Linked DNA regions of Homo sapiens: region 1 is linked to region 2. A link is a loop called in an ENCODE intact Hi-C map of the cell type or tissue named here. Cell type or tissue: endothelial cell of umbilical vein. All regions are shown on one strand. Each heading gives the region's core, and the rest is flanking DNA. Links, peaks and the distances in the headings are about the cores only.

What was found. Peaks named below come from ENCODE experiments on the same cell type or tissue, not always from the same donor. Only the 100,000 strongest peaks of a DNase experiment are listed, where the experiment ranks them.
Region 1: a loop joins it to region 2, with 6 times the contacts of the local background. A loop is called at or near these places in 19 of 110 quality-filtered maps.

What each region holds. Positions count from the first base shown.
Region 1 is chr11:77,130,003-77,134,394 of GRCh38, forward strand. MYO7A (myosin VIIA) reads left to right here. Exons shown (of 49, transcript NM_000260.4): 2 at 587-650. The coding sequence starts at 633. Among named protein-coding and RNA genes, the nearest start is that of MYO7A, 4.0 kb to the left of the region's middle. RefSeq lists an enhancer at 1,268-1,989. In endothelial cell of umbilical vein, for the core only: no CTCF peak of the experiment used is centred there; no DNase peak of the experiment used is centred there.
Region 2 is chr11:77,558,136-77,562,527 of GRCh38, forward strand. No RefSeq gene overlaps it. Among named protein-coding and RNA genes, the nearest start is that of LINC03030, 11 kb to the right of the region's middle. RefSeq lists enhancers at 1,758-2,957, 1,989-2,283. In endothelial cell of umbilical vein, for the core only: no CTCF peak of the experiment used is centred there; a DNase peak (open chromatin) is centred at 2,126.

The sequences.
Region 1 (4,392 bases), core at 201-4,200, 430 kb before region 2:
CATTCAGCAGCACAGCCAGAGACAGACCCCAATGACCCTGCCTCCCCGTCAGCAGCCAGTGCTCTGCACAGAGCCATCCTGAGGGCAGTGGGTGCTCTTGAGAGGTTTCAGGCAGGGTGTGCTGTGAGCAGGTCATGCCCAGCCCTTGACCTTCTGCTCAGTCAGGCTTGTCCTTGTCACCCACATTCCTGGGGCAGTCCCTAAGCTGAGTGCCGGAGATTAAGTCCTAGTCCTAAATTTGCTCTGGCTAGCTGTGTGACCCTGGGCAAGTCTTGGTCCCTCTCTGGGCCCCTTTGCCGTAGGTCCCTGGTGGGGCCAGACTTGCTACTTTCTAGGAGCCCTTTGGGAATCTCTGAATGACAGTGGCTGAGAGAAGAATTCAGCTGCTCTGGGCAGTGGTGCTGGTGACAGTGGCTGAGGCTCAGGTCACACAGGCTGGGCAGTGGTCAGAGGGAGAGAAGCCAAGGAGGGTTCCCTTGAGGGAGGAGGAGCTGGGGCTTTGGGAGGAGCCCAGGTGACCCCAGCCAGGCTCAAGGCTTCCAGGGCTGGCCTGCCCAGAAGCATGACATGGTCTCTCTCCCTGCAGAACTGTGCCTGGCCCAGTGGGCAGCAGGAGCTCCTGACTTGGGACCATGGTGATTCTTCAGCAGGTCAGTGTTCCCACCTCTTTGGGTGGCCTGTCCTCCCCAGGCCATATCCCCTCATCCATATGCTTACCCGTGGGACACCCTCCCCAGGGTGTTCTCTTGGAAAATTCCTGCCTAGGCTTCCAAACCCAGCCCTCCAGGCTGAGGCCTAGTCTGAAACCTGTTCCCTCTGCTGTGCCAGCTGGGGTTTCCTTCTCTCACTGGCTCACCCCACTGGGCAGAAATGAGTTTATTTACACACATCTCTGGATCCCAGGCAGTGGAACAGCATGTGCAAAGGCCCAGGTGTGGGAAGGTCCCTGGGGAAGAGGAGAGGAGGTTGGCAAGGCTCCCAAAGCCAGGCCAGGAAGGGCCCTGAGCCCAACTTATTCTTAGGGCCTTGGGGAGCAGTGACTGGAGGGCGGGGGGTGACAAGGCTTGAGCTGGAGCCCCCTGGGATTTTATGGGAAGAAGCAGAGGTGCTGGCCCGAGCTGAGTCCTCCAGCCCCCCTTCCTACTGAGGGCCACAGTGGCCTCTGACCCTCAGCCCTTCCCCGTGATCAGTCTGAGGCTCTAATGAGCTCCTGGCCTCCAGAGCAGGAGCCAGGAATGTGGGCCCTGAGCCAGGTGGGCCTGGCAGCAGGCCGTAGGGCTTGTGGGGCTGTGCATTATGGGGGCTTGGCCAGCAGCTTCTCGGTCTCCAGGGTCACCAGAGGCCAATGGCTCAGCCTTGCCTGGCCACCCTGAGGCTGCACGGACCAGCATGTTTGCATATGAGTGCGTGCGCGTGTGTGTGTCTGTGTGTGTGAGTGAGAGGCAGGCTTCAGGGCAGCATCAGGACAGACATTCTTCTATCCCAGGGGCTGGAGGAGACCCCCTTTAGAGCCCCTTGGCCTGAGAGCCTGTTCAAACGCCCATTAGAGATGGGCAGGATCTAGGAGAGGAAAAGTCCATTCGCTGAGTGTTTGCTGTGTGCCAGGGCCTGGGCCCCCATAGCCCTCCAGGGGCGTCCTCCCTCAGGGGGCCTCTGAGGCAGGCCTCTGGCTGATGGGACCTCCTCACCACCCCCTCCTCTCCTGCCCCTCTGAACGCTGACCCACCTCCAGCTGTGGGTGGCCTCTGTTGGGAGCAAGTGTCTTGTAGGTGAATGCCTGTTCTGCCTGCCCTCAAGCAGGAAGTACACTCAGCTCCTTCCTTGGTCCTGAAGAAAGCCCCAGCCCTGGGGAACCGGCCAGCTCTGCAGTTGCACAGGCCGGGCCTAATGGGCTCCAGCCCAGGCTTTGCTATTGATGAGTGGGAGGGCCTTGGGCACGTTACTCAGCCTTCCTGAGCCTCAGTTTCCTCATATGTAAAATGAAGATTAAAAGCCTCTTTTCCCACAGCTGCCGATGAGAGGCTAAAATGCCATGTGGAGCTCCATGAAAATGCTTCTTCCTTCCTCTGCTTCCCTGGTCTGCCCTCTCCTCCTCTCTTCCTGCCACATCCTTCCCGGTCCTGAAAGGTCCACGGAGTGCTTGGCTTCCCCTCTTGCCTGGCTGACTTCTGCTCAGGCTTCAGTGTAGCCTCTACTTCCTTCGGGAGGCTTCCCTGCTCTGCAAACCCCAGGGCCTGGTCCACAGTCCTCCTCCTTTCTCTGCCTACCTGGGGCTTCCTGATGAGCCCTGGACATGAGGGACAGCCTTCATCCCATTTCCCGTGGATCTTTCAGGATAGGGAAGGAACTGGCAGGAAGAGAGGAGGAGAGAGGCAGTCCAGGGAAGCAGATGAAGGAAGAAGCATTTTCATGGAGTCCCAAATGGCATTTTAGCTTCACAATGGCAGCTGTGGGAAAACAGGGGTTTTGTTTGTTTGTTTGTTTGTTTGTGTGTGTGTTTGTTTTGAGACAGAGTCTTGCTTTGTCACCAGGCTGAAGTGCTATGGCATGATTTTGGCTCACTGCAACCTTCGACTCCCTGGTTCAAGCAATTCTCCTGCCTCAGCCTCCTGAGTAGCTGGGATTACAGGCACCCGTCACCACGTCCAACTAATTTTTGTATTTTTAATAAAGACGGGGTTTCACCATGTTGGCCAGGATGGTCTTGATCTCCTGACCTCGTGATCCGCCCACCTCGGCCTCCCAAAGTACTGGGATTACAGGCGTGAGCCACCGCACCAGGTGGATAGAGGTTTTTAATCTGCATTTTGCATATGATGAAACAGGCTCAGGAAGGCTGAGTAATGTGCCCAAGGCCCTCTTACTCAACAGCAAAGCACAAGATGGAGCCCACTGGGCCCGGCCTGTGGAACTGCAGAGCGGGTCGGCTCCCGGGGCTCGGGTTCTTTTTAGGACCAAGGAAGCAGCTGAAGCATACTTCCTGCTTGAAGGCAGGAGGAGCAGGCATTCACCTACTATTCCCTGCCCTGGAGGAGTTCCCAGACCTATGTGGGGAGACAGCTTAGAAACCTAGGAAAGGCACTGTGACAGTGAGTCTCCAGGGGGCACGGGGATGAGAGGGCACCTGGGAATGGGAGAGCCTTCTGCCCTCCCTGGGAGAGGGTGGACAGGGAAGGCCATGAGACAGCTGCAGCAGCCTCTCATGAACATACAGGGACTGAGGTCTCTGGAAGAAGGACTAGCCCAGCTGACTAGTGGCGCACCTGTGTGGCACACCTGACTCACATCTTTAAGGACCACAAGGAGGGCTTTTGTGCTTCAGTATGTCATGATTCCCAGCTTCATGGTGGTGCCAGGGTAGGGACTCTGTGTACTTGGCCCAGATTTGTGGGCAGAGGGAGGTTTGAAGATAAATTTGTGGGCTGTTGATAACAGTTGGATTGATGCTTTTAGTAAAATATAATGTCCTTCTTTGTTTCTTGTAATGATTTTGACTTAACATCTATGTCTGATAGTGTAGTCATCTCAACTGTCTTTTGGTTACTATTTGCATGGAATACTATTTGCATGAAATCCTTCTACTTTTAACCTATTTGTGTCTTTGGATCTAAAGTGGATCTCTTGTAAGCAGCATATAGTTAGATCATGTGGTTGGTTTTTGTTTTGTTTTGTTTTTATCCATTCTGCCAGTCTTTACCTTTTGGTTGGAGAGTTTAATCTATTTACACATGAAGTAATTACTGTTAAGGAAGGACCTCTGCCATTTTGCTATGTTTTCTGTATGTCTTATATCTTTTCCTCCTCAATTCCTCATTACTGCTCTTTTGTGTTTAATTGACATTTTTTTCTAAAGTACTGTTTTGATTCTCATTTACTCTTCTGTGTATTTTAAAAGTTTTTTCCTCAATGATTATTCTTAGGTTTACAAATAACATCTTTTTTTTGAGATGGAGTTTCACTCTTGTAGCCCATGCTGGAGTGCAATGACACAATCTCGGCCCACTGCAACCTCTGCCTCCTGGGTTCAAGCAATTCTCCTGCCTCAGCCTCCCAAGTAGCTGGGATTACAAGCGTGCACCACCATACCTGGCTAATTTTTTTTATTTTTAGTAGAGACAGGGTTTCACCATGCTGGTCAGGCTGGTCTCAAACTCCTGACCTAAAGTGATCTGCCTGCCTCAGCCTCCCAAACTGCTGGGATTACAGGTGTTAGCCACTGCATCTGGCCTACAAATAACATCTTAAATCTGCATCAATATAGTTTAAGGCCAAATTAGCTTCAATAATAAATAAAAATTATGTTCCTTTATAGTTCTATCTCTCCCCCTTTATGTTATTTATTGTCCAAATTGCATCTTTATACATTGTGTGCCAGTTAACATAGATTTATCA
Region 2 (4,392 bases), core at 206-4,205:
CTAATTTTTGTATTTTTAGTAGAGACGGGGTTTCACTATGTTGGTCAGGCTGGTCTCGAACTCCTGACCTTGTGATCCACCCACCTCGGCCTCCCAAAGTACTGGGATTACAGGCATGAGCCACCACACCCGGCCCTCCTTCTAATAACTTGTCGTGTATAATCTTTGTCAGGTTAATTTTTCTGGGTCTGAAATTTCCTTCTATAAAATGGGGACAGTAACACTCATCTCATAGTATTGTTGTAAGTTCAAATTAGAACACGTGTGTAAATTCCTGGCAAATTGTAGGCATTTAACAAATGTGGCCAGACGTTCCTCCACTTAAACATTTGTGCTGTTGTGGGTGTTGCAATGCAAAACCCCTATCACTGAGTTCCCCCCACCACCCCCAGCAGTTTCCCCATTACTCACAGCATTCCAAGATCCTATCAGAGTCTGTATCCTCCAATTCTGCTTATCTCTTACCCCTGGACTTTTCACCCGGCCGACCCTGGGTGACCTGATACACAGCTCCCTCTCTGGCCTCAGTTCCCAACACCATGCCTCTCCTTCACCCTGCTCTGCCCACTGGCCTCCTCCCTTTTGCTGTTCCTCTGCCTGAAAGGCTCCCCTAGATACTCTCACAAAGTAGCACAAACACACAAATCCATCCCCAGTCCCTTTCTATCCCCTTTGACCTGTGTAGTTTTAATTTGCAGCACCTCTACCACTCATCTCATATTATATGTTTATTATTTTCTGGCTCCCTGCCCCAACTTAAGCACCTGAAGAGAGAGACTTCATCTGTCCCTAGCGCCTTGCACAGTGCCTGGCACAGACTAGGCACCCAATTCATATTCGTTGAGAGAATGAACAAACACCCGGGTAAAGGAATCTAGATGGGTGGCCAAGGCCATTTCCAGAGCACCAGCTCTCACGGTTTCAAGAATCACTGGAAGCTTATTCCAGGACCCCATCCACAGAGATCTGAGTAAGGATCTGTAAGTAGGCATGTTATTTATTTTATTTTTTAAAATTTTTTTATTTTTTATTTTTTTGAGACAGAGTCTCGCTCTGTCGCCCAGGCTGGAGTGCAGTGGCGCAATCTCGGCTCACCGCAAGCTCCGCCTCCCAGGTTCATGCCATTCTCCTGCCCCAGCCTCCCGAGTAGCTGGGACTACATGTAGGCGCCCACAACCGCGCCTGGCTAATTTTTTTTTTGTATTTTCAGTAGAGATGGGGTTTCACTGTGGTCTCGATCTCCTGACCTCATGATCCGCCCGCCTCGGCCTCCCAAAGTGGATTACAGGTGTGAGCCACTGTGCCCAGCAAGTAGGCATTTTAAATGACATCCATGTGAGTCTGAGGCAGTGGTCTGTGGCTCCTTTTGAAAAACACTGCTGTAGGGGAACAGATAAGCCTAAGAATAAGTTTACTAGAACAGGGATGCCCTAACAGAGTTTCTTAATCTTGGCACTAATAGCATTTGGGACCAAATCAATTCTTTGTCCTGGGTGCTGTCCTGTGCACTGCAGGATGTTTCATAGGATCCCTGGCCTCTGCTTGCTAGATGCCAGTAGCAATGCCCGCTCCCACCTGCTGTGACAATCAAAACTGTCTACAGACAATGCCAAATGCCCCAAGGGGTGGTGGGGTGGAGGGGGGTGCAAACTTGCTGCCACCACCTTCCACAGAAAACTATTTCCCTGGAGTGTGCAAGGCCCTGGGCCAGTGTGTGTGGGTGTGTGTACGGGTGGGGGGAATGTTAATATTAACAATATGTTTTAAAATGTATTGCAAAACTCATGAGCTCATGTGAGCTATGGTGATTTACTGATGAAGATTTAGAATGAGTATAGAAGAGGTATTCAGGTATTTGTTGTCAAGTCAGTGCGCATGAAGATTCTTTGTAGTGTCCAGGTGCCGTGTCTTTCTGTTCTGGTTTGAGAACCACCTTTTTATGTTCTTTATTTTCAAATGCACCATTCCTTGCTGGTTTCATGGCTCCTACTCCTGAAGAAGGTAGCAATGCTGTTATTACTCACAATGCCATGACTGCTTGGAACCTGTTTGTATTGAAGCAATATAGACCTTTTGGCTTCTGCTGATCCTCAAAACCTTTAACTCATGACACTGAATCATCCACCATAAGCACGTGGCTCCAGTGGCTCTGTTATAAAGATTGTTATCATGCTTCATTGATGACTAACACAAATGCACGTCTTATCCAGAGTCTGAATGGAAATGATAACTACTTTTCTGGTAATGTTAAATTATCATTTCAGATTTTTTTTTTTTTTTGAGACAGAGTTTCACTCTTGTTGCCCAGGCTGGAGTGCGATGGTGCGATCTCGGCTCACTGCAACCTCTGCCTCCCAGGTTCAAGCAATTCTCCTGCCTCAACCTCCCGAGTAGCTGGGATTACAGGCATGCACCACCACGCCTGGCTAATTTTGTATTTTTAGTAGAGACAAGGTTTCTCCATGTTGGTCAGGCTTGTCTCGAACTCCTGACCTCAGGTGATCCCCCCGCCTGGGCCTCCCAAAGTTCTGGGATTACAGGCATGAGCCACCATGCCCAGCCTATCATTTCAGATTTTATGGCACAACCACATGACTCACCTTCCAACTATGTCTTCTCTTGAACTCATTAGGGTGTTATCATTGCATTTCCTTGAATGTAATCTTCCTCAGTATCAGTGGAACCCTTCCCTTTCATCAGCAGGCAGAATAGATGAGTGGCCCATCTGCACAAGAGTGCTCTGGATAGGAGGTGTCACAGTGTACACAGGCAAGAGTCAGTGGACAGGCCCACACATGCAGCCCAAGCCAAAAGGTCAGTAGTAGAGAAGGAGCAGAAATTCCAAGATATGTGAGGGGGAAGATCAACAAAGTGCTAAGGTATAGCAGCTCAGTGTCTGCTTGTGACAGTCAACCGAAATCTGCATCGGCACCATCCTAATGGTCCAACTTCACATGAGCCAGTAAAATAATATTGTGCTAGCCAGCAGGAGTGATCTGCCCCACAGGCTGTCCTTTTGGAAATGTGGCCTGGCCACTGGGCTCTGAGACCATTCCATAGGCACACGTTCTACAGCTCCTCAGGACATCTGTTTGACCCCATGCACTAGGAAGAAGGTTAGAGAGCACTTGAAGGGGAGAAACTGAGTTTAGAGCACCCCACCTGGAGAACACTACTAGCCCCAGCCTGTCCCAGTCAAAAGAGAGAAACTTAAAATTTCAAGGTGGGTACTCCACAGCGGGATGGAGGGTGACAGGGCCCTGTCTGCCCAGGGCCAAGGGTGGTAGTACTGCACTAGAGCAATGGTGAGTAAGTCAGTAGCTTCTTAAAGTGTTCTTTCATGGGAGGGCAAGGTTCACTTGGTGGAGCATTGGGACTTCAGTACTGGATTATTCCTGGGATGTTAATTATTAATGTTATATATGTTAGCTGGTGGTAAAACATGTAAGATAAAGCTAGAGAAATTATTTTTTTAATTTTTAATTTTTATGGGTACATAGTAAGTGTATACATTTATGGAGTGTATGGGATATTTTGATACAGGCATACAATGTGTAGTAACCACATCAGGATAAATTGGTATCCATCACCTCAAGCATTCATCCTTTCTTTGTGTTACAAACATTCCAACTGTACTCCCTCAGTTATTCTAAAATATACGACAAATTATTGCTGACTGCAGTCACCCTGTTGTGCTATCAAACACTAGATCTTATTCATTGTATCTAACTATATTTTTATATATGTTACCCATCCCCATTTCTCACCCACTGGCCTTCTCAGTCTCTGGTAACCATCACTCTACACTCTCTGTGAGTTCAATGGTTTTAACTTTTAGCTCCCACAAATGAGTAAGAACATGAGAAGTTTGTCTTTCTGTGCCTGGCTTATTTCACTTAATATAATGTCCTCCAGTTCCATCCATGTTGTTGCAAATGACAGGATCTCATTCTCTTTTATGGGTGAATAGTACTCCATTGTGTATATATACTACATTTTCTTTATCCATTCATCTGTTGATGGACATTGAGGTTGCTTCCAAATCTTGGCTATTGTGAATAGTGCTGCAGTAAACAAGGGAGTGCAGATATGTCTTCAACATACTGATTTCCTTTGAGTATATACCTAGCAATGGGATTCTTGGATCATATGGTAGCTCCATGTTTAGTTTTTTGAGGAAATTCTATACTGTTCTCCATAGGGGTTAAACTAATATGTACTCCCATCAACAGTGTATGAGGGTTCCCCTTTCTCCACATCTGTGCCAGTGTTTGTTATTGACTATCTTTTGGATAAAATCAATTTTAACTAGGGTGAGATGATATCTCATTGTAGTTTTCATTTGCATTTCACCTTTTTAAATACCTGTTTCCCATTTGTATGTTTTCTTTT